Linked DNA regions of Homo sapiens: regions 1, 2, 4 and 5 are each linked to region 3. Evidence: chromatin loops called from intact Hi-C (ENCODE). Cell type or tissue: dorsolateral prefrontal cortex. All regions are shown on one strand. Links, peaks and the distances in the headings refer to the core of each region. The heading gives the core; the rest is flanking DNA. Region 1 overlaps RANBP3L (RAN binding protein 3 like). Region 2 has its middle 110 kb from the start of RANBP3L. Region 3 overlaps SLC1A3-AS1 (SLC1A3 antisense RNA 1). Region 4 has its middle 99 kb from the start of SLC1A3. Region 5 has its middle 13 kb from the start of UGT3A2.

Evidence for each region. Peaks named below come from ENCODE experiments on the same cell type or tissue, not always from the same donor. Only the 100,000 strongest peaks of a DNase experiment are listed, where the experiment ranks them.
Region 1: a loop joins it to region 3, with 9 times the contacts of the local background. A loop is called at or near these places in 44 of 110 quality-filtered maps.
Region 2: a loop joins it to region 3, with 10 times the contacts of the local background. A loop is called at or near these places in 95 of 110 quality-filtered maps.
Region 4: a loop joins it to region 3, with 5 times the contacts of the local background. A loop is called at or near these places in 55 of 110 quality-filtered maps.
Region 5: it touches region 3 in a loop (4-fold over the local background); 19 of 110 quality-filtered maps call a loop at or near these places.

The regions. Positions count from the first base shown.
Region 1 is chr5:36,262,807-36,268,991 of GRCh38, forward strand. RANBP3L (RAN binding protein 3 like) reads right to left here. Exons shown (of 14, transcript NM_145000.5): 5 at 2,643-2,714; 6 at 2,153-2,292. The region is part of intron 1 of LOC124900962 (a long non-coding RNA gene); the gene reads left to right. Among named protein-coding and RNA genes, the nearest start is that of NADK2, 24 kb to the left of the region's middle. In dorsolateral prefrontal cortex, for the core only: a CTCF peak has its summit at 2,808; a DNase peak (open chromatin) is centred at 2,835; H3K27ac peaks cover 744 bases.
Region 2 is chr5:36,412,217-36,418,401 of GRCh38, forward strand. No RefSeq gene overlaps it. Among named protein-coding and RNA genes, the nearest start is that of RANBP3L, 110 kb to the left of the region's middle. RefSeq lists an enhancer at 5,314-6,185. In dorsolateral prefrontal cortex, for the core only: CTCF peaks have their summits at 2,756 and 2,957; no DNase peak of the experiment used is centred there; H3K27ac peaks cover 584 bases.
Region 3 is chr5:36,690,440-36,696,624 of GRCh38, forward strand. All of the region lies in intron 1 of SLC1A3-AS1 (SLC1A3 antisense RNA 1), which reads right to left. Among named protein-coding and RNA genes, the nearest start is that of SLC1A3-AS1, 32 kb to the right of the region's middle. RefSeq lists a silencer at 5,688-5,982. In dorsolateral prefrontal cortex, for the core only: a CTCF peak has its summit at 2,886 (motif pointing left); DNase peaks (open chromatin) are centred at 2,462 and 2,872; H3K4me3 peaks cover 1,000 bases; H3K27ac peaks cover 2,309 bases.
Region 4 is chr5:36,504,059-36,510,243 of GRCh38, forward strand. No RefSeq gene overlaps it. Among named protein-coding and RNA genes, the nearest start is that of SLC1A3, 99 kb to the right of the region's middle. In dorsolateral prefrontal cortex, for the core only: CTCF peaks have their summits at 3,471 (motif pointing left) and 3,673; a DNase peak (open chromatin) is centred at 3,483.
Region 5 is chr5:36,076,763-36,082,947 of GRCh38, forward strand. No RefSeq gene overlaps it. Among named protein-coding and RNA genes, the nearest start is that of UGT3A2, 13 kb to the left of the region's middle. RefSeq lists an enhancer at 2,653-2,702. In dorsolateral prefrontal cortex, for the core only: CTCF peaks have their summits at 2,586 (motif pointing right) and 2,790; no DNase peak of the experiment used is centred there; H3K4me3 peaks cover 409 bases; H3K27me3 peaks cover 459 bases.

The sequences.
Region 1 (6,185 bases), core at 925-4,924, 430 kb before region 3:
AGAGCATGTGCCATGGTTGGCAAAGATCGAAGTACATGCTCATTACCTAGTCATTCAGATAATGTATCTCTCAGCCAAAATGGTAGTTTTCACTCCTATGTTGGTTAAAATAGTTATTTAGGCATATATTGTTTAATCTATACATAGTAAGTAACCATTGATTAATGATAGGATGAAAATAATTTATCTGATTTTGATATACAAGATAATAAGAAATATAAAGATAATGGTTCTACAAAATCCACCTAGAGATAGTTTTCACAAAATCTTTAAATTACATTCATTTGGTCAAAATTCTTACATAGGATCTTATATACAGTGTGTCTCTGGATCTTCAAAGATCAATAAATGGAAAATTTAATGATGGGCATTAAATTTTCTTTTTAATGATGGGCATATACAGTAGGGCTTTTCAATAACTGGAAATAAGGTTTATTCCCTAGACCTTATAATTTATTCAAAAATAAATATAAACAATAGCTTGAAATTTTCTCTTAAGCTTGGATCATTTAAGAAGAAAATGGAAGAAATATATTAATAAATTTTATTTTAAAATATGCAATGCAATATTTACAAAAATTCTGCCAAGAAAGAAATATTGATGTATTTTTGATGTCATAACATGTAATTAAAATCTTGCTCTATATTTATAGTGCATGCCATTTTAAAATCAAATGCAATATAACTTTTTAGAAATTAGTCAACATATTATACTTTCTATTACATAATTTAAAACAAGTTAAACACCATGCATCACTTCTTTTTTCTCTTTTCTTTTTTGAGACAGTCTGGCTCTGTCACCAGGCTGGTACCATCTCGGTTCACTGCAACCTCCACTTCCCGGGTTCAAGCTAGGACTACAGGCACATGCCACCATGCCCAGCTAATTTTTGTATTTTTTGTAAAGACAGTGTTTTACTATATTGCCTAGGCTTGTCTGGAACGTTTTAGCTCAAGAGATCCACTCATCTCGGCCTCCCGAAGTGCTAGGATTAAAAGAGTGAGCCACCACGCCTGGCCACTTCACTTCTTAAATAAAAGTAAGGAATTATGTAACATGGTGATAATTATTACATTATATTTAAGTGAAAACAATAATATACTTATCTAAAATTGAAGACATGTTTTACTTAAAAATTACTTATATAGCATGCATAAATGATGAAATGATTTTTTAAATTCATAATGGATCTCTCCAAATAATATCTTACAAAGTAAAGAGTTTAGGAATATAAAAATATTGGAAAGTGCTGATCAAGTTCAAGTCCCTTACTTTGCTGATATAAAAAGATGTTGAATGGGTGCTTTGTTTAGATAAACAAAGATAGCAGCAGAGGCAAGATTAGTACCAATCTGGTATTTTTTTACACTTCCGTGTTTCTGTCCTTATGTTCACTAAGGGAAAACAAAGCGAAACTATGTGACCAATCCTCAGTAGTTCAGCTGGAAACAAATGGCTAAGATGGAATAACTCTCAAATTCCAACCTACCTATCTTGAGTCCTATTCCTCCTGTGTCTGCTTCTGCTGGAAGACAGGTAGCACTACAGCAATTGAATATATCCCCAAACCCATATCTGCACGGCTTGTGTAAGTTACTGTCTGTTTAGAAAGGCCTACAAAGAGTGATTCAGACACTACATAGTTGGAAGTTAGAATTCTTATCTGTCTCTAGAGGCTTCCCAAACCCTCCCAACTACACTGTATAGGGAGTTCTCTGCTCCTGTTATACTGGAATTTGGCTCTGAAATGAACCTCTGGTATGACCTAAACTGGCAACGATACACTGTGATGTTGACCAGTTGGCGATGTAGAGAAAATCCCTGCCTCTTTTTTGACTACTGACTCTGGCCCCTGGCTCCCTCATTGCTGTCCCCATTCTCACACAGGGTCATTGCTCTGGCACAAGACCCCCAGATTTCCACTACCCAGTACTCAACTTTACAACTTTAGAGAGACCACAGATTTGTGAGACTACAACTCTCCAATGTCAGAGTACAACTTTGAAAAGTTTACCAAGGGCTTTATGCTATCTAGCCCAACAACAAAACAAAGCTCAGACAACTCCTATTTCTGGATATGGGGGCCCCAAACAACCTGCAAAAAGAAAGATGAGGGATTGAGGTCAGTTCCGTTATCCTGGGCTTTCTCACCTTATTATTTGTTTTTTCTTTAGTCTTGCAAGATTCCAGTGCCTTGTGTCCAAATGTTTTTCTTACTTTTGCACAACTTCGAGCTTGAGGTAGCTGCAAAATAGCAGGTCTAATAACATGTTTAGAATGTTTCACAGGACCTTAAAAGAATAGAATTAAAGGATAAATATATGTTTACTGAAATATTCCTTTACTCCCTATTTTTAATTAATATAATTCTTATTTTCTAAAGTCATGTTTAAATGAGGGACTAGCGTTAATTAATCCAAGTCAAAATAACCATTGAGTTCCCCAACATTCACACCCTGCCTAGCTTTTGCCCAATAACTATTCATTTTGATCATGAAACCTGGCTTACTTGCATTATTTCTTCATGTTTTGTCACTCTGACCTACCTCCATGCCCCCAACACACGCACACATATAGGGAGATGAAAATATAGGTGGTAAAATATACAATTTCTGAGGTTCTTGAAATAGAAGCTACATACCTTGTTCAGCACTCTTTATATCAACACTACTTTGCACAAGAGCTGATGTCATAAAAACATTGTTTTTCCTCACTGTAAGAAAAAATATTTAAATTTTTTTAAATACAGAAGAGTGTCAGATTCTACACTATTTGGGGCTTAACAATCCCATTCCGAACTCACCAGCAGATGTCGCAATTGGCACTAACAGAGTAGTAGGTAGTGCCCTCTGGAGCACTGGCTCTGCGAAAAATGGGATTGCCAGCCAGGCGCGGTGGCTCGCGCCTGTAATCCTAGCACTTTGGGAGGCCAAGGCGGGTGGATCACCTGAGGTCAGGAGTTCGAGACCAGCCTGGCCAACATGGCGAAACCCCGTCTCTACTAAAAATACAAAAAATAATGAGCCGGGCGTGGTGGCAGGTGCCTGTAATCCCAGCTACTCGGGAGGCTGAGGAAGGAGAATCTCTTGAACCCAGGAGGTGGAGGTTGCAGTGAGCTGAAATCGCACCACTGCACTCCAGCCTGTGTGACAGGAGCGAGACTCCATTTCAAAAAAAAAAAAAAAAAAAAAAAGATATTGCCGGATGCGTCCTGCTACATAGTTCTGTTTACTTTCAGATATCTAAGTGAAAATTAGGTGACTAGCAGAAAAGGCAGTCTTTTTTTTGAATCTTTAAATAGTGCACTGTCAGAAATTCTACAGACTACAAAATCTGAATTGGTAATGAACCCTCCGGCATTAATATATAGCTCTTATAGAATATTATAAAACTGTTAGCAAAGTCTGCCCACACTCCCTGACTTTTTAATGAGTATACCTGAAGAAAGAAGTAAAGATGACAAATCTGCTAAGTTATTTTTCTACAAACATGTTGGTGGGGTAAGACTGTGGTGGTGGCTCCGAGTATAGAATTTCTATACATTTCAAAGGGATCTCCTCTTCATTGCAAATTGCAGAAACAGCAACCTTTGGCATTTAATGAAAATGAGAAAAGAATAATTGCTTCTTCAAAGTATTCTTTAAGGTGTTATAAATGTTGGGGTAGAATCCCTTCTCTACTTCAGAGTTCAATTTAATGTTTTTTATGATCTTTATTATTGAACATCAACAAAAAAAGAGCCATATTTTTCTCCTGCTGAACACCACTAACATTCTGCACAACATAAAACAGAATGATAATCTTTCTTTTTGTGTGAGTGTCCAGTAAAAAATGAATTAAAGCACGTGCATAGATAACTTAAAGTCGTTCCTTTGTTTTATGTATAAATACAATAAAACAGAACACCTTTGCCTCTGGGATTAGGATCTCTATTTCTATGTCTCTCTCACTTTTTTTTTTTTTCTTTGAGATTGAGTCTCTCTCTGTCATCCAAGCTGGAGTGCAGTGGCATGACCTTGGCTCACTGCAACCTCTGCCTCCTGGGTTCAAGCGATTCTCTTGCCTCAGCGCCCCAAGTAGCTGGAACTACAGGCGTGCAACACCATGCCCGGCTAATTTTTGTATTTTTAGCAGAGACCAGGTTTCACCATGTTTGCCACGCTGGTTTCGAACTCCTGGCCTGCAGAGATCTGCCTGCCTTGGCCTCTCAAAGTGCTGATATTACAGGCATGAGCCAACACGCCCAGCCAGGATCTCTGTTTCTCTTAATGTCTGAGCTTGTCAGTCAGGTTAGAAGGACTAGAGACACTAAAAGGTGTCTCTTCTGCATCTGAAAGTTACTTGATATACTGTTGCTCAGTCATGCCTGCAATTATTAATAAGAATACAGATTTATTCATTGAAAAACTCTGTTGTTCAGGCCAGGCATGGTGGCTCACGACTGTAATCCCAGCACTTTGGGAGGCCGAGGTGGGCGGATCACGAGGTCAAGAGATCAAAACCATCCTGGCCGAAATGGTGAAACCCCATCTCTACTAAAAATACAAAAATTAGCTGGGCATGGGTGGTGTGCGCCTGTAGTCCCAGCTACTTGGAAGGCTGAGGCAGGAGAGTCACTTAAACCCGGGAGGCAGAGGTTGCAGTAAGCTGAGATCACGCCATTGCACTCTAGCCTGGGCGACAGAGCCAGACTCCGTCTCAAAAAAAAAAAAAAGAAAGAAAGAAAGAAAAAACTCTGTAGTTCCTGGGTAGAGGGGGATCAATTCAAATGAAGTGAGTAGTTTGTAATTTTTCTTTCTTAGTGGCAAACTTAACTTGGAAAAGGCAATTGATTGTTTAGTAGAAATAAAAACATGAGAATAGAGATCATTTTAATGTGGAGAAAATGCCAACCATTTCAAATATTTTATTATGATAAAACAGTTTTACTAAGCAAAACATTATAAATTTCAAGTAAAGAGGAGTAATGTTTTAATTAGTGGAAATTTTAATGGATTTCTATGCTAAGCTTAAAATATGAATCTAAAGCATAATTGCATGTTTTAAATGCTATTACATTATAAACTATGTAGATGGACAATAGTAAGTAAAATAATGCAAATTGTTTTTACTTTTATAGGGCTGCCTTAAATAAAATAATACTGTTATAAATGTGAAATCCTAAAAAAACATGAAGTTCAAACTTTCTACCAAAGGTAAAAACATATACTCAGAATTTGTGAAGTTAGAATTCATAAGGTATTCTTCGATGCATACTTTGCTAAGGCCTCTGTTTATTTCTAAAGTGTCAGCATTTTATGATCGCTAAAAAAGAAAAGTCATCATTAATAAGAATGATTTTGAAAAGTCAGTGTCAGGCTTGAGGTTCTAGAAACTCTTTATTACCTGGCCCAGAATGGGGGAAGGTTGGGAGGTTAGTGACGGATGAACATCTCATTTGCTTCTGAGACAAGGTTGACACTAAAAGCAGATTGCAAACTAAAGTCAGTAAGAAAGTGGGTTTTTTGTTTTGTTTTCATTTGGAGTTTTGCTGTTTTGGAAAAATTTCTGTATCACTAATTTAGAAAAATCTTTTTATTTCTATTAATAAAAATGAGTACATCTGATGAAGATGATAAATTAATTTCCATTCAATTCCATTCAACAGTAAATATTTATTTTGTGGTCACCATATGTAAGACACTATCAACCATGAAGATGACCTCGAGGAACTCACAGTGGAGGAAAAATATATACATAGATGCTGTATTACAAGGTGGAAGGCATAGAGCTCATTATGAAAGGAATCCCTGGAGTGCTTTCAGCATAGAAGACAAGCAAACTAAGTTACTGGTTTACTCAGAATACAGTGTATGATAAAATTATTTTCAAGGGGTAGGCATCCATTTATTTAAATAGGCGGTTACTTTTTTTTTTTTTTCTTAGGAGTCTCACACTGTCACCCCACCTGGAGTGCGGTGGAGCAATCTCGGCTCACTGCAGCCTCCGCCTCCCAGGTTCAAGAGATTCTCCTGCCCCAACCTCCCAAGTAGCTGGGACTAGAGGCACCTGCCACCATGCCCAGCTAATTTTTTTTGTATTTTTAGTAGAGATGGGGTTTCACTATGTTGGCCAGGCTGGTCTCAAACTCCAGACCTCATGGTCTGTCCACCTTGGCCTCCAAAAGTGCTGGGATTGCAGGTAT
Region 2 (6,185 bases), core at 861-4,860, 280 kb before region 3:
TGGATACCCTATTTAACCTGATGGGATTATTATGCATTGCATACCCGTATCAAAATACCTCATGTAACTTATAAATCTATACACCTATTATGTACCCATAAAAATTTTTTAAAATTTAACGAAAAAATAATACAGTACTAAAAAAAAAAAAGAAATAAAGAAAATAAATGAAATGACCAGACAGGTAGGAAGTGTGTTTTCTGGATTTGAGTGTGAAATTACTTATGAGCAATTGTTATTTAATTGATTTAAAGCACAACAAACCATTTGAATTATAAAAGGGATGCTTGATAAATCTCTTTACATAATTCAGTGTGGCCTGGAGTGCTCGTTGCTTCTACTTTTGAGTAATATTTCCAAATATTTAAGACACGTAGAGCAATTTTAACTGAATGAACATCTACAAAGAGCCTACATCTAACATCATAATTAATGGTAAGACACTAGAAGCTCTTCCGTTAAGATCAGGAACAAGGCAAGTATGTCCCCTCTCATCACTCCTTTTCAACATCATACTGAAAGTCCTAGCTAGTGCAATAACACTAGAAAAGGAAATAAAAATTACATTGAGTGGAATATGAAAACTCAAAATTGCCAACATGCCAGATCTTCCTTACTTGCTATAGCAGTCCCAAAGTCCCAGCAATTTCTTTTGTGGATATCAACCAACTGATTCTAAAGTTTACATGCAGAAGTGAAAGACCCAGAAGAAGCAAAAAAAAGAAAAAATTGGAGGAAAAAAAAAGACAGAGGACTGACACTACCAGATTTCAAGACTTACTATAAAGCTACAGTGATTAAGACACTGGGGTATTGAGGAAAGGATAGACAGATCAATGGAACAGAAGAGAGACCCCAGAAAGACAACACAATGGAACAAAGAGTATTTTCAACATAGAGTCAAACAACTGAACATTCACAAGGAATAAAAAGAATCTAGACATAGATTTTCCGCCCTTCACAAAAATAAATTCAAAATGAATCACAGACTTAAATGCAAAATCCAAAACTACAAAACTCCTAGAAGATAACATGGGAGAAAATCTTGATTACCTCAGGTATGGTGATGACTTTTTAGATACTTCAAAAGGCACAGTCCATGAAAGAAATAATTGATAAACTAGACTTTATTAAAATTAAAGACTTCTGCTCTTCAAAAGACACTCTCAAGGGAATGAGAAAGCGAGCAATAATTTTGGAGAAAATACAAAAGACATGCTGATGAAGGACTGATATCCAAAATATACACAGAATCCTTAAAACTCAACAATAAAAAACATGACAACCAAATTTAAAAATGGGCAACAGACCTGACAGTTGCCTCAACAAAGAAGATATACAGATGACAAATAAGCATATGAAAAGATGCTTTACATAGTATGTCATTAGGGAATTGCAAATTAAAACAACAGTGATATCACACTTATTAGAATAGCCAAAATGCAAACCACTGACAACCACCAAATGTCGACAAGGATGTCAAGCAAGAGGATCTTTCATTCATTGCTAATGAGAATGCAAAATGGTACAACCACTTTGGAAGGCAGTTTGATAGTTTCTCACAAAGCTAAACATATTGTCACTATACAATTCAGTAATCATGATCCTTAGTATTAACCCAAAGAAGTTGAAAACTTAATGTGTTTTTCCAAAAACCTGTATATGAGTGTTTATAGCAGCCTTATTAATAATTGCCAAAACTTAGAAGCAACCAAGATATCCTCTGGTAAGTGAATGAATACATAAATTATTGTCCATTCAGATAATGGAATATTATGAAGTACTAAAAAAGTAAGCTATCAAGCGATGAAAAGGCAAAAGGGAAGCATAAATGCATATTAATTGATAGAAGCCAATCTTAAAAGGTTACATAATGTATGATTCCAACTATTAAATACAAGACACTCTGAAAAAGGCAAAACTATAGACATAGTAAAAGGATCAGTGGTTAGCAGGGGTTAGGGAGGACAGAGGGGTGAATAGGCAGAGCACAGAGAATTTTTAGTGCACTGCATTAGTCTGTTTTCATGCTGCTGATAAAGACATACTTGAGATGGGGCAACTTACAAAAAAAAAGAGGTTGAATTGGACTTACAGTTCCATGTGGCTGGGGAAGCCTCACAATCATGGCGGAAGGCAAGGAGGAGCAAGTCACATGTCACATGGATGGCAGCAGGCAAAGAGCTCGTGCAGGAAATCTCCCCCTTGTATAATCATTGGACCTCATAAGACTTATTAACTATCACAAGAACAGCACAGGAAAGACCTGCCCCCATGATTCAATTACCTGCCACCAGGTCCCTCCCACAACACGTGGGAATTCAAGATGAGATTTGGGTGGGGACAGAGCCAAACCATATCAGGCAGTGCACCTGTCAGTATGATATTATACATGTCATTAGATATTTATAGAATCCACAGAATGTACGTTAAGAGTTAACACTAATGAAACTATGGTCTCTAAGAGATAATGATGTGGGTTCATTGATTGTAACAAATATGCCACTCTGATGAGGGGTGGTGACAATGGAGGAGGTTTTATGTATGAAGGGGCAGGGAGGATATGGAAATCTGTATACCTTCCACTCAATTTTGCTCTGAACCTAAAACTGAAAGCCTATTTTAAAAATCTGGAATAAAATTTTTTAAAATTGCATGTTAAACTCAAGAATTTTTTGAAAGTTTTCATATAAGAAAATGAACTATGTTCCTTGTGGTCTAATAAGAATATTATATTTCCTTCCTGAAGGTGGCGTTTGTGTACCATGGTCAAAGAATGCTTCCCTCATTTGTTAAGGGAAAAAAAAAAAAAAAAACCTTTCCCGGACAGTAAAACATCTCATAAAACTGTCATGAGTAATTCCAGCAGCTGAGCTGAAATGGACAGCTACTCAGAACACCTTTGCTTTTCCATGACAGGGGTGAGATTTTATAAATTAAGGTTATAGACTTACCTGCGAACACTGGGACCTATAACTCAATTTACAGATACCTTGAAGCTGAAAGAGTGTTTGCAGAGCCTACACTCTGGGATGTGTTACAGGCACAAGGAAGTTCATGAGCTAAGACAGGCCACTAAATCTAGCTAAGATGGCTCAACAAAAATGAGAGTTCTCAGGCCTGCGCAGAACCTGTGACCAAGTTGCTGTTAGCCATAAACACCTGCATTGTGGGAGCTATTTGAACTTGAGAGAAAAATCCCCTAATTAAAAGGCACCTAAGCCCAAATTCTGCATAACAATTTGCTCTGGAGCATGTTAAACTCACAGATTTCTGGACTTCAGATATCCTAATGTCAAGAGTGTCATCGGGGCACAGGAATCTACATTTAAGAAGCTTCCTAGGATGGACGATTACTCAGATATATAAATAGAACAAACTCCTGATATAAGCAGCAACATGAACAAATCTCAGAAACAAGATTCTGAGCAAAAGAAACCAGACACAAAAGGGTACACACTGTGTGTGTGTGTGTGTGTGTGTGTGTGCGCGCGCGCGTGCGCATATCTATATATACACACACATATACATAACATATAAAGTATGTGAGTATATATATTATATATATATATAAAGTTATAGAATGAATACAACTCACCAATAGTTATAGAAATCAGGTCAGTGGTTGTATAGGGCAGGAGGTTAGGTGGATTGACTGTAATGGGGCATAAGAGAACTTTCCAGTGTGATAGTAATATTCTACATTTTTATTGGAGTGGCAGCTACATGGGTGTATACATTTGTCAAAACTCATGTAACTGTACACTTAAACTATGTACATTTAATTGCACATAAATTGTACCTTGATAAAGCTGATTTAATAAAACAGACTTCCTAGGTGATTCAAACATACATCTGGGTTTGGGAGCCACTGATCCTTTGCTACTGGAGAATGACCAGATCATAAGTGCACTTGAGCCACACTGGGGCTCCTGTGTGGCATTTTTATTTCCATTGACAGAACTTCTGAGCCCCAGGGCACCTTCCAGACCAAGTTGTCTGACTTCTAGGTTTTCTATATGTGTTAGTCAGGGCTCTCTAGAAGGACAGAACTAATAAGATATGTGGATATCTGAAAGGGAGTTTATTCAGGAGAATTGACGCACACGATCACATGGTAAAGTCCCACCATAGGCCGTCTGCAAGTCGAGGAGCAAGGAAGCCAGTAGTGGATCCGTCTGAGTCCCAAAACCTCAAAAGTAGGGAAGCCGACAGTCCAGCCTTCAGTCTGTGGCAGAAGGCCCGAGAGCCCCTAGCAAACCACTGGAATAAGTCCAAGAGTCCAAAAGCTGGAGAACTTGGAGTCTGATGTTTGACAGCAGGAAGCATCCAGCACAGGAGAAAGACGAAGGCTGGAAGACTCAGCAAGTCTGCTCTTCCATCTTCTCCTGCCTGCTTTACTCTAGCTGTGCTGGCAGCTGATTAGATTAAGGCTGGGTCTACCTCTCCCAGCCCACTGACTCAAATGTTAATCTCCTTTGGCAACACCCTCACAGACACACCCAGAAACAATACTTTGCATCCTTCAATCCTAATCAAGTTGACACTCAATATTAACCATCACACTATATGCAAAACCTGAAGCTCAGAAAGGTTGAGAGACTTTTCCAAAGTCACACAGTAAAATACCAGCAGATATCAGATCTGAATTTCTGACAGCTTTTGCTATTCTCAGTATCACACTGCATCCAAAGGAAGAAGAATGAGAAGTGGAGAGCAGATGCTCCTTGCTCTGATTTTGCTCATTTACCCTTCATTACCATCTACAGGATGGAGCTACCTGGTTACCTGAGCCAAGGAAATAGAATACAGTCCAATTTTATAAGGAATGGCTGAAAGACTTTGGTTTCAGACTTGTTTATTTACTCATTCAACGAATAACTAACCAATATTTGTTGAGTGCTTTCCAGTCACAGTTTAAGGCACAAAAGCCAGTAGTGAATAAAACACACAAGATCTCTGCCTTCAAAGAGCCTATTATCATCAACAATAAAGAAATAAGCAAATACATGAACAAGAAAATTTCAGATGGTGGAAAGTGCTTGAAGAAAACAAACAAGGTAATTGATAGAATAACTGCAAAGGAGGGTCTATTTTAGCTGGGCTTTTCAGAACAGGCTGTGCTTGAGATAGTGACAGCGAGGAGCATGAAATATGGCTGGAGATGGTGGAGAGACTGAAGGCAGCTATCTCAAACACGTCAAGAGTTGTCATGTAGAGAAGTGTGCTTGCCTCATGCTGACTCAGAAGGTGAAGTGAGAAAAAATCTGAGTGCAAGACAGAGGTTGAATTCAGATCAGTTTAGGGAAGAACTTTCCAACCTAGAAGAAAAGGAATTAATATTTACTTGAAGCGTACTATGTCCTAGCTTCCTTATTTGTAATATTTTGTTTAATGCTTTAAAAAACTGTAGGTGGTAAGTGAAACAATATCTATTGGAAGGAGCGATCTCCCCCTCTCAAGAAGTATGCATGCTCCCTGGCTAAGATAGAGACAGATGAGTGAGGGGTTCCTTAACCTTGCGGATCCGTGCCCCTGCAGATGCTGCCCTAATTATGTCATAGAAACCAATGGAAAAAGGAAATCAGATTCCCCAGATTCCACCCCCGCCCTCGCCCCAGGTAGTGAAAAGTTAGTGAGACTTCTTGAAAAACAATAGGGTGTTTCCAGGTTAACTAAGCTTTAACCTTTAACCAAATTCTCAGGAAGGGCTTCCCTGAATATTCTCCCTGTGGAATGCAGCAGAATGGCACTCTAATGCCTCCCTCAAAGAGAAAGTGATAAGGCCATGAGCTGCTCTTGAGGATGAATACCAGCAGGAGTGGGAAGGGTGCTGAGCTACCTGTGACCTATAGAAACTCTGCCTGGCTCACTTCCCTTCATTAAGAGAAAATGTGCTTGATTCACTTCAGGAAAATGAGATTATTTATGAGAAAGAAGTACCCTTGATTGGAGGCTCTTAAACAAGTGGCTTTCCAGAGAGAACAGTTAAGTCTCCACCACAGACAGCCCTGGGAAGAAAAAGACAGCCCTAGATATTTTGGATAATTTGGGCATTGACCTTCCTGAGGACTAGTGCAAGGAATGAAGTAAATGAGCTCGATTCCTTTCATTCTGTGAGTCATAGCTTCGTCGAAATTACTCAATTGTTGATCCCACTTGGCTCCACATGGAAGGCAAAGTTC
Region 3 (6,185 bases), core at 1,052-5,051:
TCCTAGAGGGAAAGCGGGAGATGAGAAATCTACGAGATCCGCGAGGCGGCGTCCGGGGAGCGAGCCTCATAGTGGCCACCAGGGGGAATGCGGAGCTCACCTTGGGCCGCTTCCGCGGGGAGCTCTAAAGGGAGCTGGGGCACTTCCTCTTAGAGATCTCACTTGGGTAACATCGAATTCCAAGTCTGCAGTGCCGAGAGGGAGCAATCTGTGAAAGCCATCAAGTCAGGTTTAAAATTCCTCAGTGCCCCCATGTCACTTTTCCCTCTGTTCACCCTGCTTCTTCAATAGCCTCCCCAGAGGACCCCCTTCCTTTCTGGGTATCCTGTTTTGTCTCCCTTGTGCCTCATCTCCCTTCTCTCCCATCTCCTCTTCCGGATTCTCATCTCCCTCTTCTGTCACTTACATGTTTTGCAGCTACAGACAGGTACTCAGAAGGTGGCATGGTAACGGTTTCCTGCAGGTCATGTCTCATCGTGCCCACAAAACTGCTGTCTCAACCTTCAATTTTGAAACATTCACAGCATGCTGAATTCCACATATAAGTAGGGTTGTCAGATAAAATACAAGACACACAGTTAAATTTGAATTTCGGGTAAATAACAATGTTTTAGTATGAGTATTAAATAACAATGTGGTGGTGTAAGTATGCAAAATACTGCATGGGGCATCCTGTAATTTTATGTGTTAATCTGGCAACCCTCTAGACACTTGAAATGTGGAACTCAGAACAATTTGTATTTGCTTCAATGAAGCTGATATTATAGGTGAAAGAGGTTGCTTGGAGTGGGGGGATCTTCATTATAAAATAATCACCCCCATTTTGAATTTTTCTCTGAAAGCAAAAACATGCTTTAAAAAGCAATTTAGATCTAACATCTCCTACTATTAATTGTTCTGGTGACATTATCACTTATTATGTGCTTGTAAATCTTGTGGCCATAGTTAAAAAGCTTGATGAATCACCTTTAGGATTTCACAAAACTGTCTTGAATAAATTAAGCAATACCTCAGTTATCCATAGTTGAGATATTTAAGACTGACATCTGCTTTTGTTTTCTTCCCTCTCCTATTTTCTTCTTTCCTTCTCTCACTCCTTACTTCTACCCTCCCCACTGCCCCAACATAAAATATTTTCTGTAATCCATTACAGGGCTGAAAATTTTGGCATTCACATATTGTTCTCCAAAGACGGACACATTTTTTTCATTTGGGGAGCACCTATTAGAAAAGCACCCATTTTTTTTCATATTGTGCTATTCAAAGTTGATTATTTTCCAGTCTCTGTAAAGTTGAGAATGAGGCATTTTTCAGTCTCTTCAGGGAACTCCAGCCTCCATGAATGGGAATCATTCCCAAAAAAAACCCCTTTTTAAGCCAAGTCTGAAGGATATGAAAAAACAGGACCCAACTGACACCGCACAAGGGGAACAAAATCAAATCATAAACTCTTTCCAATAATGACATATGCAAAATCATGTAAAGATGGTAGTGAGTGTCCTAGAAGATGGTGTCAGATGACAACTTTTTTATTTCTTTTCCAACTCTTAGCTTCAGAGGATCATAAGTCCTGGAAGCAGCCAGCCAGGAGCTTCCAGACATAGCTGTCACAGGGGAAAATAAAGACCATTTGGAAGTCAGCTCAGCCCTGCACAATGAACTGATGACTGGCCTGCCCTGGGGAGAACTCAGCACGCAAAGATTTTTGTCGGCAACACAAACCTCTGAATGCTATAACCAAATTCCCCTGCCCTTGGCACTCCAGTGCCTCAGTGAGGCCTTCTTTCATTTAAGCCCATGAGGAGCTGTTAGCTAAAGAAGTGGAAAACAAACATGAGAAAGTCAGCAGGCATGTTAGAAAACTCACATGGCTAGACTAAAAATAGCTTTACGCTTCCTAAAACTTAAAGGCCTTCCGCTTCAGAGTGGTGGTTGAACTCAAACTTCTACACGGGGATGGGTTGAATCCACACTTGTTATACCTGAATTCTTAAGCAGTTCAGAGACCCTGGCTGGTCCATTCCCTGCACCTCAGCATCCTCATCTGTAGATGTGGGGATTGCATGAAACCTACCGTCTCCAAATCAACTTTCATATCAAGTGTCTGTGTATTGGAGGGGATGCTAGAGTTAAAACGCTTAGTTAAATGGTCAACTGCCCTTAGCATATGATAGGTTAAACTTCAACTTCCCTATCGTAAATGGGTATCATAATACCTTCTTTATTATGGTGTAATGAGAATTAAATAGATAATAACTAGATATAAGATTCTCAGCACAGTTCCTGGCACTCAGGGAGATTCTTAAGATGTTCAGAACAACACTGGCTCAGTAGGGAGGAAGAGGCACGGGGTGACGCTGGAGGAAGGGAGAGTGGCTCCCGGTGCCATCTGGACCTGCTGTGAGCTGGAAGGAACTCCCCGAGGAGGCCACAGACCTACATTGCCCGGGGGGGACGCTTTGCGGAGGTCGTCACCCCTGGAAACCGGCATCATGAGACACTGCCAGGCTTCTTCACGGAGGGGCCCGGGCCTCTGCGCCCGGGGCGGCCCAGCAACCCCTGCTCGCCTCCGCAGAGGCCTTTTGTCCCGCGGGCTCTCCCAGCGGCCCCGCGCTGCGTGGCCGTTTTGTGAAGGGCACAATCCGATGTTCTGAGGAGACCACCCAGCTTCCTCTCCCAGAGTCTACCAGAGAACAAAACCGCCCCTTCGTGTGCCAGCGACCTCCCCTTCTGCCAGACCCCCTCCCACTGGCCTCCTCCCTGCCCTGCCAAGCGGGGACGGAGAGCCAGCCGGCCCTGGCCCGGTGGGAACCCAGTTGATGGTGCGCTTATTAGCTGTCCTGAGCGCGGGGACAAACTTTCTGTACCTGGGCCGCTGCTGCCACCCTGCGGCCAAGACCTTTCTCTAGGCCCCGATGACCCAGAGCAGCCCGGACCAGACAACGTGCAAAGAGGAGCGCTTACAGCAAACTCCTCCCTGAGGGGCTCAAGGAAGGCTGGAGAGCCAGGAAACAGTTCCGATGGCTGAAGGAAAAAGGAACTCATGCTCTGTGGCCACAGCACTGATTCTCAAAGTGTGGTCCCACAACCAGTATCAGCATTCCCTGGGAACTTAGAAATACAAATTCTCAGACACCACCCTAGACCTACTGAATCATAAACTCAGAGGGTAGACCCCAGCAATCTGTTTTTTGGTTTGGGGGAGTTTTTTAGAGATGGATCTTGCTGTGCTGCCCTGGCTGAAGTGCAGTAGTTATTCGCGGGCACAATCATAGCGCACTGCAGCCTGGAAGTCCTGGGGCTCAAGTGATCGTCCTGCTAAAGCCTCCCAAGTAGCTGGGACTACAGGTGCATGCCACCTTGCCCTGCCCAGCCATCTGTCTTAAGAAGCTGACCAGGGGATTCTGATGCACACCCAAGTTTGAGAACCACTGGTCTAGACTCTAAAAAGAAACAGACCTCAGAGGTGACAGAGCAGGATGCTAATCCTGGCTTTGCCTATGAGCTGTGTGACCTTGGGCAAGTTTCTTAACCTCTCCTTGCCTCCTCTGATTCCTATCATGATGAAAATCATTCCTAATTTCCAGGATTGTTGAGGATTAGATCAGAAAGAAAGGTGAAGTCACTGACATATATTCGTGCTTGATAAAAGGTGCTTGCTTCCGGTGTTATTATAATGGGGTCATAAATGTGCCCGCATTAACACTAGAATGTACAGAGAAAACACAATTCCTCTTTTCATTTATTTAGCAGGTATTTATGGGATGCCTACTGTAATGGGCAATGTTGATAAAGCCCCTCCCTCCAGGGAGGTACATTTTAATATCTGTGTAATATAGGGTGCTATGGACTGAATTGTGTTCTCCCACCCTTCACCAACATTCATATGTCAAAGCCCTAACCCCCAATGTGACTATATTTGGAGATGAGGCTTATAGGAGGTAATTAGGGTTAAATGAGGTCACAAAGATGGGGTCCAAATCCAATAGGATTGGTGGCTTTCCAAGTACAAGGAGAGAGAGAGAGATCTCTTTCCACAAGCACACACCAAGCAAAGGCCATGTGAGGACACAGTGAGAAGGCAGCTGTCTGCAAGCCAAGAAGAGGGCCCTACCAGAAATAAGTCATGCTTAGAGGGTCAGAGGGTCAGACAGAGGCATTCCAGTGAAAGCAACACCGTAAACTGACGTATCTTCCTCTCCCCACACCTCTGCGAGGCAGTTCATCCAGCACGCTGCTTTTGAGCATCGATGTGGCTGGACTACACAAGCAGGATTACTCTATTCTTAAAGATTCCCAGTTGCTGGTTTTAGAACTTAATCCCCCTTCCACATTAGAAATGCCCTCCTTTAGTGAAATTGTAAAGTTCTCTTACCACATATAGTATAAAAACCTTCAAGTACAGAAGGGAAAGGCATATATAGCCTGGGCTGGGCACGGTGGCTCACACCTATAATCCCAGCAACTCGGGAGGCCAAGGCAGGAGGACTGCCTGAGCCAAGGAGTTTGAAGCCGCAGTGAGCTATGATCGTGACATTGTACTCCAACCTGGGCCACAAAGCGAGACCTTGTCTCTAAAAAAGAGAGTGAGAGACAGGAAGGAAGGAATGAAAAAAGGGAGGGAGGGAAGGAGGGAGGGAGGAAGGCTGTTGTGTAGCAGGTGCCTCACAGTGATCCTGTGAATAGACAGAATTCTCCTCATTTCACACATGAAAATGTTGAGGTTCAGAAAATAAGCAGCTTACTCCAGGTAAAAATCGCAATTTGAGTCTCTCTCCAAATCCAAAGCAGGTGTTTTTCCCCTTAGACTGTTTTAACCATGGAAATTATGTCTGGTCAAGCACTGCAAACCAAGAACTTCATCTGAAACATACTGTGGTAATATCTCCTAGGCCAGTGTTTCTCTTTTTTTTTTTTTCTTTGAGACGGAGTACTGCTCTGTCGCCCAGGCTGGAGTGCAGTGGCACTATCTTGGCTCACTGCAACCTCTGCCTCCCGGGTTCACGCCATTCTCCTGCCTCAGCCTCCCGAGTAGCTGGGACTACAGGCGCCCGCCACCGCGCCCGGCTAATTTTTTTGTATTTTTAGTAGAGACGGGGTTTCACCGTGTTAGCCAGGATGGTCTCGATCTCCTGACCTCGTGATCCACCCGCCTCGGCCTCCCAAAGTGCTAGGATTAGAGGCGTGAGCCACTGCACCCGGCCTAGGCCAGTGTTTTTCAAACTGTAGGTTGTCAGTTTAGAGGGTCCCAATTAGTATTTTTTAGTGAAAGAATAGAGCAGAATAGAACAGAAAATATCACATGTATTAAAGTATTGTTTCAGGAAATTTTTATTATAATTGTGCGCATGTGTGTATAGGCTTGTAACTTGAGTAACTTCCATTTCATGATTAATAAGTGTAAAGCCACAGTTCCAAGCTTTTTCTGATCAATAATCCATCACCAATCAATAATTTTTCCACCCCTTGAATTCAAGAGTTTGACTGGCTTGCTGTTTCCAGAACTGATCACCTTCAAGGAGCTTTTATCTTCCAAATACAAACTGTTTCTTAGGAAGTGATGCTGTGGACTTTCATATTAAAGAGCCAAGTGTTCTACCACCACACATTTCCAAATTCAGTTCTGGGTTCTGTAATATATGTTCTTCTGACCTAGCCTTCCAAAATCACCCCACACTGATGAATGTGAAGATGGGCACCAAGACCAAGTTAAGCTTCTCTTAGACAGTACCTGCTGGTGCTGCTTGCCAAATGAATAAGCGTGCCCTGGCACCTAGCTCTGGAAACAACCAAGTAGAGGAATCTCTTGTTAGCACTGACATCTGGTGGTCACTGAGAGGCCAGCACCCCAGCATCTTGAACTTAAAAGTATGCACCTGGGAACCAGGCACCAACCCCGACGACTCCAGCAGAATTGATTCCTCGTCCCCCTCCTCTCCTGGACCACCTACCTTCTCCATGCAGCTGGACTCAGCAAGCTGGAGAGAAAGATCAAGGATTTAGAGTCGGATGCAGCCAGGGTCCACAGCCTAACACGTGATCCCAGGTAAACTATCTAAACTCTGTAAGACTCAGCTGCAAAATTGGGATAAGAAAACAATCTACATTGGGCATTGGGGTATCTTATTTAACTCTCAAAACAACTTCTTTGATGTTAAGTTCCACATACCTATTAAGCATCCAAA
Region 4 (6,185 bases), core at 1,317-5,316, 190 kb before region 3:
CATTCCTGAACAAATATGGTAGGATAATTAGGCTGAGTGCCCCTAAGCACTGAATGACATTGCTGAAGTCAGGAAAGTCTTCATGGACGTAGTCAGAAGGCTGTGTCTGTCTAGAATGGGCTCAGAAAACTACAGCTACAGCCAGACCTGTGAGCCAAATCCAGCCCACAGCTTTCCTTTTGTATAGTCATGAACGAGAATGTCTCTTATATATTTGCAAGGCTGTAAACAAAACAAAGACTATGATAGGGACTATTTGTGGACCTCAAAGCCTAAAATATTTGCTATCTGGCCCTTTACAGAGTAAGTTTGCCAACAGTCTGGTCTAGAATTCACCCATGACTCCCATAAGAAAGCCATAGGTCAATGAACATGAAGCTAGAATAAAAAACATTGTGAGTTTGCAATGGCTCCACTTGCAATTTTATGGCCTTTGTGTAACTCTTTAAAGCAGACATACCTTACTCTTTGGGAACAAAGTTTCAGTATTTGGTTGGAAAGAAGGGAAATGGAAAATAACCTTCTGTTTCCCAACTTTACACCTTCTGATTTAGTAAGTCTCCAGGTACTTTGTGAGTTCTTTCCAGGCAGATTCTGTGAGAATGAACAGCTTCAAAGATGTTTCCAAGAGTGGGTATGAGAGATCTTAATCATAAGAAAGAAAATATTAATGCCTATTGCATATCAGAAACTGTCACATCTCCTGAATCAAAAATTCCATGCAGCCTGCCTCCATTTAACAGATAACTCACTAGATCTCAAAAGGGTTGCCCAAGATCAAACAGCAGGTAAAAGGCAAACTTGGGATGCAATTCTTGGTTTTCTGATTAAAAATCCAGTGTTCCTTTTCCTATACTCTACTCAAGATAATGAATTTGAAAGTGTTTCAGATGGAGAATCCAAAATCCAGGGGCCCAGCTAGTCCCTGGTCCCTCAGCTGATTAAAGAGGGTATCAGACTAGAGGATTATAAGGCCTCACCCAGCTCCATCCTTCTGTGATTATTTTTGAGAAATGATGTAAATAAAATAGAAGGGGAAGCTCAGCTCAGGTATGCAATTTATGCTTCTGGCTTGTCAAATTTCCTTGAGGTATGAGGTCAGTGGGGGTAAAGGGAACATGGCCAGACTCATTTAAGAGAGAGATGCATGACCAATTTCTGCATGCAAAAGGCCTCCAAAGCTGCAGGCATGGCAGCCTGACTCAACAAAGACTTCCTCCCACTCAAACACATGTAAATACTGGATAAATATTTTAAAAAGCTAAAATACCTAGCTTGAAAGAAACCCAAGATAATTCCCAGGTGCCAGACACAAAAAGAAAATTTAAACTCAGAGACATAAGCTTCAACTAACACAAGAAGGACCAGGAAAGAATCAGGCCTGGATACGGGCCCTACAGTAAATTTGGCCTGGAGGCTGCTCGGGCTGGAACTTATACCTCTGTTTAAAACTGGGACTCTCAAAAATACTTCCAGGACTTGAGAGGGTAACTAGAACTTTGTTTACTGCCTGGGGATGACAGGAAGCAAGCTATCTTTTCTGGACTGTGGGTGGGAAAAAATATATACATCCTGTGAAAAGCCCCAAACCTAACCTGGGTATGGAGTATGAATTTAAGCTATCTACATGTTATAAGAATCTCAAGCAAGATATTAACATCATTACTGGCCCATAACCAGTGGAGCCACAGGAATCTAGAGAGAAGTGATATCAAACTGCTCCGTAAGGAGTTATCTGTAACCCAGAGTATACAGGACTCTCACTAGAAGGAGAAAAAGCTTATAGTAAATAATTACTAACCATATGATTAAAAAGTATCAGCAAGGAGCATCAGCTGATACAACACATGGAAAAATAATGAGGCTGAAAGCTAGAAATAATGAAATAATCTCAAAGATGCTGAAAATAAGTATGTTTCAAGAAGACATAATAAACACATCAAAATGATAGGATTCTTAAAAAGCAAGCAAAGGACTTAAAGATAATCAAATTGAACTTTTTTAACAGAAAAATGTAATCATTCAAATTTTAAACTCAAATTAAATAGCAGATTAAATGCACTTAAAAAGAACTAGTGAGCTGGTAGATTGATTTGAGAAAATCATCCAGTATGAAACACAGAAAGATAATAACATAGAAAATCTTAAAGAGAGTTTGAGAGCCATGGAGGGTCGACTGACAAATTCCAACCTGATTGAACTATAAATTCTAGAAGAGAATGGAGGGAAGGGGGTTAGAAACAACTCAAAGAAATAATGGCTGGGAATTTTTCAGAATTGAAGAAAGCCCCTGAATTCCAAGTAGGATAAAACAAAACAAAACAAAACCAACAAAAAGCTCACAAAACTACATACGTTGGAGCCAAATTTTTAAACAAGAAATAAACTCTTAAAAGCACCTGAAATAAGACAGGCACAGAAAGACAAACATCACATGTTCTCACTTATTTGTGTGATCTAAAAATCAAAGCAACTGAACTCATGGACATAGAGAATAGAAGGATGGTTACCAGAAGCTAAGAAGGGTATTGGGGGCTGTCGGGGAGGTGGGGATGGTTAATGTGTACAAAATAAATTAGAAAGAATAAATAAGACCTACTATTTCATAGCACAACTGGGTGACTATAGTCAGCAATAATGTAATTGGACATTTTAAAATAACTTAGTAATTGGATAGCTTGCAATTCAATGGATAAAAGCTTGAGGGGATGGATACCCCATTCTTCCTGATGTGCTTATTTCACGTTGCATGCCTGTATCAAAACATGTCATGTATCCCATAAATATATGCACTTACTATGTATCTACAAAAATTAAAAATAAAAAAGCACCTGAAAAAAGATATGACACCTAAAAAGAAATGACAATTAGGCTGACCAGAGAATTATTATTAGCAACAATAGAAGAGTTTCTCTTATACCCAACTAAACTAAAAATATTTTCAAAAACTAAAGCTAAAAAAAGTTTACCATTGACATCTATTGCTGAAAAAACTACTAATCTGATGTACTTCAGAAAAAATATAATTGAACTCAAAACAGGGTGTGAAGCAAGAAGAAATAATGAGCAGACAGGTTAATCAAAAGCATTGATTTAAAACAGCAAGATCATCTAATCCAGAAGAGCCAAAAGCAAGCAAAACTAAAATACTAAGGAAACATAACATGGAAGATTGAAGGGGCAGTTTTAAATCTTTGTATATTGGGGAGGGGAAACAAAGAAATATTGACCAGTAAAGTATGCATGATAGAATTTTTACTGTAACTAATAAAATATTTGAAATAGAAGGAATACGTTCAAGCCAATAGAAGGAGATGAAGGAGTGTTGTAATGAAAACAAACAAAATAATAAAAGAAAAAAGGAAGATGAAGAGGAAAAATAAAAGCACATGGACAGAGTTCTTGGAGGTCTAGTTTCTGGTTCAAATTCAAAACTCATCCCAGCCCCTGTTGAGGTTGGGCGCCACCTGGTGGTGATCATCTACTCTGGCTTGAATATTGATGGGTGGTTTCTGAGTCCAGGAACTGGCTGGGGACCCACTCTCTGCCTCCACTGCCTGCCATTTCTCCTCTGCCTAGTCCTCTTCCACATACGTAGAAGATGAAGACTTTAATTCACCTCCTGATTAAGAACAAGGGCTGGGCAGACCGTGGGAGCTCATCACCGACTGCGTTAGACCAAAATTTGTGTTTTGACCAGGAGTTATGACATTCAAAGAAATAATAAAAGCTCAAAATTTATGATTGAATATTCAACTCCAGGAGTTAAAAAAAAATGAACAGGGTAACCCAAGGAAAGCAGAATGAAAGAAATGACAAAGGTAAGTAAGGATTCAATGAGTTAGAAAATAAACAACAGATGTCAAGAAAATCTAAGTTTTTCTTAAAAGGTAACTAAATTAACACCTGGCACAGAAAAAAGTATACACAATTAAAAATGTTAAAACGGAGCATAATTGGGGATGTTCCAAGATGGCCAAAAAGGAACAGCTCCGGTCTGCAGTTCCCAGCATGATCAATGCAGAAGACGGGTGATTTCTGCATTTCCAACTGAGGTACCTGGTTCATCTCATTGGAACTGGTTGGACAGTGGGTGCAGCCCACAGAGGGCAAGCTGAAGCAGGGTGGGGCATAGCCTCACCCAGGAAGTGCAAGGGGTCGGGGGATTTCCCTTTCCAAGCCAAGGGAAGCCGTGACAGATTTCCCTTGGCTAGGAAAAGCCAAGAAAACAGGACCTGGAAAAACAGGACACTCCTGCCAAAATACTGCACTTTTCCCAAGGTCTTAGCAACTGGCAGACAAGGAGGTTCTCTCCCGTGCCTGGCTCCATGGGTCCCACACCCACAGAGCCTTGCTCACTGCTAGCACAGCAGTCTGAGATCAAACTGCAAGGCAGCAGCCTGGCTGGGGAAGGGGCATCCGCCATTGCAGAGACTTGAGTAGGTAAACAAAGCAGCCAGGAAACTCGAAATGGGTGGAGCCCACTGCAGTTCAACAAGGCCCACTGCCTCTAGACTCCACCTCTGTGGGCAGAGCATAGCTGAACAAAAGGCAGCAGACAACTTCTGCTAACTTTAACATCCCTGTCTGACAGCTCTGAAGAGAGCAGTGGTTCTCCCAGCACGGCATTTGAGCTCTGACAACGGACAGACTGCCTCCTCAAGTGGGTCCTGACCCCCATGTGGCCTAACTGGGAGATACCTCCCAGTAGCAGCTGACAGACACTTCATATAGGTGGCTGCCCCTCTGGGATGAAGCTTCCAGAGGAAGGATCAGGCAGCAATATTTGCCGTTCTGCAGCTTCCGCTGGTGATACCCAGGCAAACAGGGTCTGGAGTGAACCTCCAGCAAACTCCAACACACCTGCACCTGAGGGACCTGACTATTAGAAGGAAAACTAACAAAACAGAAAGGAATAGCATCAACATAAACAAAAAGGTCATCTACACCAAAACCCCATCTGTAGATCACCAACATCAAAGACCAAAGGCAGAGAAAACCACAAAGTTGGGGAGAAACCAGAGCAGAAAAGCTGAACATTCTAAAAATCAGAGCACCTCTTCTCCTCCAAAGGATTGCAGCTCCTCGCCAGCAACGGAACAAAGCTGGACAGAGAATGACTTTGATGAGTTGGCAGAAGTAGGCTTCAGAAGGTCAGTAATAACAAACTTCTCTGAGCTAAAGGAGGATGTTCGAACTTATTGCAAGGAAGCTAAAAACCTGGAAAAAAGATTAGACGAATGGCTAACGAGAATAAACAGTGTAAAGAAGACCTTAAATGACCTGATGGAGCTGAAAACCATGGCACGAGAACTTCATGACTTATGCACAAGCTTCAATAGCCAATTCAGTCAAGTGGAAGAAAGGGTATCAGTGATTGAAGATCAAATTAATGAAATAAAGGGAGAAGAGAAATTTAGAAAAAAAAGAGTAAAAACAAATGAACAAAGCCTCCAAGAAATATGGGACTATGTGAGAAGACCAAATCTACATTTGATTGGTGTACCTGAAAGTGATGGGGAGAATGGAATCAAGTTGGAAAACACTCTTCAGGATATTATCCAGGAGAACTTCCCCAACTTAGCAAGGCAGGCCAGCATTCAAATTCAGGAAATACAGAGAACACCACGAAGATACTCCTCAAGAAGTGCAACCCCAAGACACATATTTGTCAGATTCACCAAGGTTGAAATGAAGGAAAAAGTGTTAAGGGCAGCCAGAGAGAAAGGTCAGGTTACCCACAAAGGGAAGCCCATCAGACAAACAGCAGATCTCTAGGCAGAAACCCTACAAGCCAGAAGAGAGTAGGTGCTAATATTTAACATTCTTAAAGAAAAGAATTTTCAACCCAGAATTTCATATCCAGCCAAACTAAGCTTCATAATTGAAGAAGAAATAAAATCCTTTATAGACAAGCAAATGCTGAGAGATTTTGTCACCACCAGGCCTGCCTTACAAGAGCTCCCCAAGAAAGCACTAAACATGGAAAGAAACAACCAGTAACAACCACTGCAAAAACATGCCAAATTGTAAAGACCATCAATGCTATGAAGAAACTGCATCAATTAACAGGCAAAATAACTAGCAAACATCATAACGACAGGATCAAATTCACACATAACAATCTTAACCTTAAATGTAAATGGGTTAAATGCTCCAATTAAAAGACACAGACTGGCAAATTG
Region 5 (6,185 bases), core at 874-4,873, 610 kb before region 3:
AGAAATCTTCCCACCTCAGCCTCCCAAGTAGCTGGGACTACTGGCACACACCACCATACATGGCTAATTTTTGTATTTTTTGTAGAGATGAGATTTCACATTGGTGCCCAGGCTGGTCTCAAATTCCAGGGTTCAAACATTCCACCCATCTCAGCCTCCCAAAGTTTTGGGATTACAGACATGAGCCACTGCACCTGGCCGAATTTTTTATAGTGGGTTAATTTTTATTACTTATACAACTCCAAAACTCATTATTGGTCTATTCATGGTTTCCATTTCTTCCTGGTTCAACTTTGGGAGGCTGGGTATTTCCAGGAATTTATGCATTTACTCTAAATTTTCTAGTTTGTGCCCATACAGATGTTCATAGCAGTCTCTGAGGATCTTTTATATTTCTGTGGAATCAGTTGTAATGTCACCTTTGCCCTTTCTGATTGTAGTTATTTGTATCTTCTCTCTTTTTTCCCTGCATCTAGCTAGTGGTCTATCAATCTTGTTTATCCTTTCAAACAACTAACTTTTTATTTCATTGATCCTTTTTATGGCTTTGGGGGTCTCAATTTCATTTGTTTCTGCACTGATTTTAGTTATTTCTTTTCTTCTGCTAGCTTTGAGTTTAGTTCTTGTATGTTTGTTCTTGTTCTTTTGTTTGTTCTTGTTCTTGTTCTTTCAGGTGCAACATTAAATTGTTAATTTGAGATTTTTCTATCTTGATGTAGGCATTTAGCACTATAAACTTTCCTCTTACCACTGCTTTTGCTGTATTCCAGAGATTTTGGTATATTATACCTCTATTTTCATTCATTTCAAATAATTTTTTATTTCTCTCTTAATTTTATTATGTACCCTAAAGTCTTTCAGGAACAAGTTGTTTAGTTTCCATGTAATTGTGTGGTTTTCAGAGCTCCTCTTGGTATTGATTTCTAATTTTATTCCACTGCGGTGCATGATGATGCTTGGTGCAATTTCATTTTTTTAAATTGGTTAGGATTTGCTTTATGACTGAGCATGTGGTTAATCTTTGAGAAAGTTCTGTGCACAGATGAGAATAACATATATTCTGTGGTTGTTAGCTGGAGTATTCACCAGATGTCTATTAGTTCTGTTTGGTCAAGTATCAAATTTAAGTCCAGAATTTCTTTGTTAGTTTTCTGTCTCTGTGATCTGTCTAATGCTGTTATTATGTTATTATATGGCTGTTTATCTCCTTTCTTACTTCTGGAAGTAATTGTCTTATAAATCTGGGTGCTCCAATATTGAATGCCTATATATTTAGGATAGTTAAATCATCTTGTTGAATGGAACCATTTATCATTACATAATGCCCTTCTTTGTTCTCTTTTACTATTGTTGGTTTAAAGTCCGTTTTATCTGATACAAGAATTGCTACCCCTGCTTCTTTTCATTTTCCATTTCAGTGATAGATCTTTCTCTATCCTTTTATTTTGAACACGTGAGATGGATGTCATGAAGGCAGCAGAGGGTTAAATCTGTTTTTTATCCATATTGCCATTCTATGTCATTTAAGGAGCGCATTTAGGCCATTTACACTCAAGGTTAATATTGATATGTGAGGTTTTGTTTCTATTGTGGTATTATTAGCCAGTTGCTAGTTGTTAGCTAGTTGCTTTGTAGTTTCTATTATGTAGTTGTTTTATGTAGAGTCTATGGGCTTTACTTACACGTGCTTTTGTTGTAGCAGGTATTGTTCCATGCTCAGAACTCCTTTTAGCCTGGATCTGCAGCTGTGGTTTGGGCAGCTGCAGTGGCACCCAGGAGGGCAGGGTTCCTGCCTGCTCCTGGACCTCAAGAGCACAGGGAGGCTTAGATCTGCCTGCTCCATGGGGCGTGCGACTCCTGCCTGCTCCGTGGGGCTGCGGCTCCTGCCTGCTCCTTGGTCGTGCAACCCCGTCCACACCCCTCTACTGCAGCCTGCGTGATGGCAGCGGCAGGCCATCTGGAGCTGCCGCTGCCATCACTTCTGCTTAGTTTTTTCTATTGTTATGTCTTCCAGCTGTATTTTGAAATCTCTGTAGTGAATTTTTCTATTCCAGAAATTCTGTTTGGTTCTTCCTTAATATAACTATGTCAACTTACATATCCTGGATCATTTTTCTGGTTTCTTTGTATTAGATTTCAACTTGCTCTTGGATCTCATTGTGTTTCCTTGCAATTCATATTTTGAGTTACCTTTCATTTCAGACATTTCCGTCTAGTTAGGATCCATTACTAGGTAGCTGGTGTGATCCTTTGGAAGTGTAAAACACTGTTGCTTTTTGTACTACTGGAGTTCCTGTGCTGATTCCTTCTCATCCAAAGATGCTGTAACTTCTTTTTTTGAATTTGCTATCATTTGGGTGAGGCTTTTTCATTTTTTAATTTTTTCCCTTGGGGGTGTATGACTGTGGTGCATATTGTGTATGATCATTTGGCTTAGTTTCTAGGTGCTTTCAGGAGACAAGTATTCTGTACGGGTTCCTTGGTTGTGGATGGGTTCTAGGCGGTGGAACCTATCCACAAGCTATCTCAGATGCTGTTTGCTGTAGCTATGTATTTTTTGTTTAGTGGTGGAGTTCAGATGGAGCCCAGTAGATGGCGATAAAAAGTAAGAGCTACCAGGTAGGCTGATGCCTAGTGTACGTGCCCTCCCTGATGAGGATGGCAGAAAGAGATCCTGTTGGAGTATGCTGAAGTCTCACGGGAAGGTGGAGCAGAAAGTGCATCAGCTCCTTGTCCTGAGCTGGCAGGAACACGATCTGCTTCCATATCATGCCCCGTCACAGGGCTCATGACCTGTTTACAAAGGCTTTGTTCTTTGGTTCCCGGCCACAGTGTAGCTGTACACCACAGATTGACCTCTCTGAGGGATACCACTAGTATGGGGGTCAGGGCAGAATTTCTTCCCCCAGTCCAGAGCAGGAAACTTCATGGTCTGTCCTCAGTTGCCGGGGCACGGCTGCTCCATATAGGGAGGGGAAGTTGGACCCCACCCTTCATCCCATTCTATTGTTAATGAGAATCTGATTGTTACCAGCTCTTACCATCATAAATAAAGCTACAATGAACATTCTTATGCATGCCTTTTGTTGGAAATGTGCATTCATTTATCTTGGTATGAATCTAGGAGTGGAATTCCTTGATCACAAGGTAGGGTAGGTTAAGCTTTCTTAGATATTACTAAAGAGTTCTTCTAAGGATTGTACCAGTTTCCACTACCACCAGCAATGTATGAGAGTTCAACTTGCCCCACAGCCTTCCCAAATCTGGAATTGTCAGTAAGTCTTTTTAGTGTTAGTTATTAATATCTCCTTGTTTTAATTTGCATTTTCCTGATTACCAATGATGTTGCATACTTTTGAAATATATTATTGGCAATTTGGGTAGCCTTGTTTATGAAATGCCTAAGCAAGTATTTTGTCATTTTTCAAATTATGTGGGATTTTTTTTGTTTTGTCTTATTTTTTGTAGGAATTTATATATATTCTCGATCAGAGTCCTTTGTTCAATATACATTGGGTGCTGTCTTCTCCCAGTATATGACTGGTCCTTTATTCGCCTAACGGTATCTTTTGATTAATGGAATTTCCTATTCATAATTCTAAGGTATTTATTTTTTTATGTTTAGATTAGTGCTTTTCATACTGTCCAATAAAAAATACCTTGCATATTCTGAGTTCAAAAATACATCGCTTGTTTTTTTCCAGAATCTTTATTGATTTATCTATTATACTTCAGTCTATGATTCATTTCAAATTTTCTATGTACAGTGCTGGGCATTTTTTCCATGTGGGTATATAATTGCTTCAGCAACATTTATTGGGAAAAATTTTTTAACTTTTATTTCCACATTGTATTGGGGTTTTGGTCATAAAACAAAAGATCATTTTTTGTGGGGTTATTTCTGAATACTACTATTCTGTTTCATTGATCGACCTTGATAGCCTTATTCTAATATTATACTGCCTTAATCACAGTAGCTTTAAAGTAAATCTTGAAATCTGGAATTCTAATTTTTCTGAAGTTCTCCTATTCCACATTGCAAACAACTTGTTAATTTTAACAAAGACATTTATAGTATAATTATATAGTAATTTTATAGTTTTCTCAAGATTTAATTGAATCTAGACATCAATTTGGGTAAATTGATTTCTTCACAATGTTAATTCTTCCAATCCATCTCCAGTTAATTACATCCTCTTCAATTTTTTCCAAGGTTTTATAGTTTTCAGTGTACAGATCATTTAATTTATTTAAAAGATTTTGTTTTATGATTATTATAAAATGTACTATGACATTTTATGTCAATTTTCAATTGTTTATTTCTGGTATATAGAAATACAATTGATATTTGTAAACTGACCTTTTATCCTATGACAAGGTTGGGTTCATTTAGTAATAGCTGTAAAACCAGACCTGGTACTGAGAGTTTACTGAACCATTTGTGATTCCCTTGGATTTTCCATGTACCTAAATGCATAATCTGCCAAGAGTTTTATTCTTTCTTTTTTATTTTATTTTTTGGCCTAATTGCATTCCATGGACTTCCATATAATGTTGAAAGGAAATGGCGAGAGTGGACCTGCCTGTCATGTTCCTGACTTTAGGGAAAAGAAATAGAGTTATTTTTTCACCATTGAATGCTACGTCAGTTTAGAATTTGTAAATACTTTTTATTAGATGAGGAAGATTTCTTTATATCTAGTTATGAAATAGACAATTTTTGAATATAGATCAATAAATTAAAATGCATGTTATAATCCCTAAGGGAACCACTAGATACACGTACGCATACACATACAAATACACATGAACATACACACCCACCCACACACATGCACACACACACACACACACACATACAAACTAAAAAGTCAATAGGGGAAATAAAGCGGTGTAATAACAGTATACCTCTAATTCACCCAAAGAAGACACAAGAATAGAAATTAAGTAGCAGGTGGCACAGCTCAGTGCCCAGGGAGTCCTTCTTAGCCCACAGTTTCTCCCAAAGGAGAAAATGAAAACTGAATTACAAGTTTTCTCAGCCTGTGGTACACTGCCCACCCAGAACATTAAGGGGATCAGGAAAATTGAAATGTCTGGGACAGCTAGAAGCATTGAGAAGGGGAAGAAGTACACAGCAACTGGTGTGTGATTCTCAATAGCTGGACATGGATTCTGCTAAGTGGCTTGAGGATTCTAGCAAAAGGCCCACCCATAAACCCCACACAAGGAAAACTTGCTGGCAGACTCCCCCATTAACAAACTAATGCATGCCTTAAACATACTGTGTGTCCATCCAGGATGTTGCCCTGTGCATCTCTGTGCACAAGGCCTAAGTACTCCTGCAAATGGCACATGGATCTGAATAGCAGATGCAGATTTTAGCAGCAGGTTCAACTCCATTGGAATGTGAAAAGAAGCACACAACCTTGAAAACTTTGGGGCATTGTTGGGTAAAACAGATAAACTCTCAGTACCAGGTCTGGTTTTACAGGACTGAGAGACAGAACATAATCATAAGACTTCCTCCCTTAGAGGGAACAAGAGGAGTGAAGCAGATGCATCCATAGAAAAGGTCTGAGAGACCCCAGAATCTCTAGTGGGACTTACTGAGGAAGGTCTATCTCTCGCAATGCTAGAAAGTAGACTGACATAGGTGACTACTTTTGCAAATGCAAACAAAGAAAGAAAACCCTCAAAGAACACAAAGAATCAATGAATTATGGTATTACAAAAGGAACACTATAAAGCTCTGGTGGCTGACCCAAAATAAATAGAAATCTACATACGGCCTGACCAAAAAAAAAAAAACAAAAAATAATCATTTTAAAGAAGCTTAGTGAGTTACAAGAGAACAGATAGACAACTAAGTGATATCAGAAAAACACTACAGGAACAAAATGGAAAGTGCAACAAAGGGACAGAAACCATAAAAATAAGCCAACAGAAATTCTATACAATATCTGGCTGAAAAACTCAATAGAAATCCTCAACAGCTTGATAGAAATCTAGCAAGTAGAAAAAAAAGAATTTGACAGCTGCTCTGTGAAAACCTGTACAGACTGCTTTTCAAAATGGGTCCCTAATCCCATTCCTCCTCAATGGGCAGGACCTCCCAACCAGGGTCTCCAGCCACCCCTGCCAGTGCTCTCCAGCCAACAGAGTTTTGAAACCTCCCTAGGACA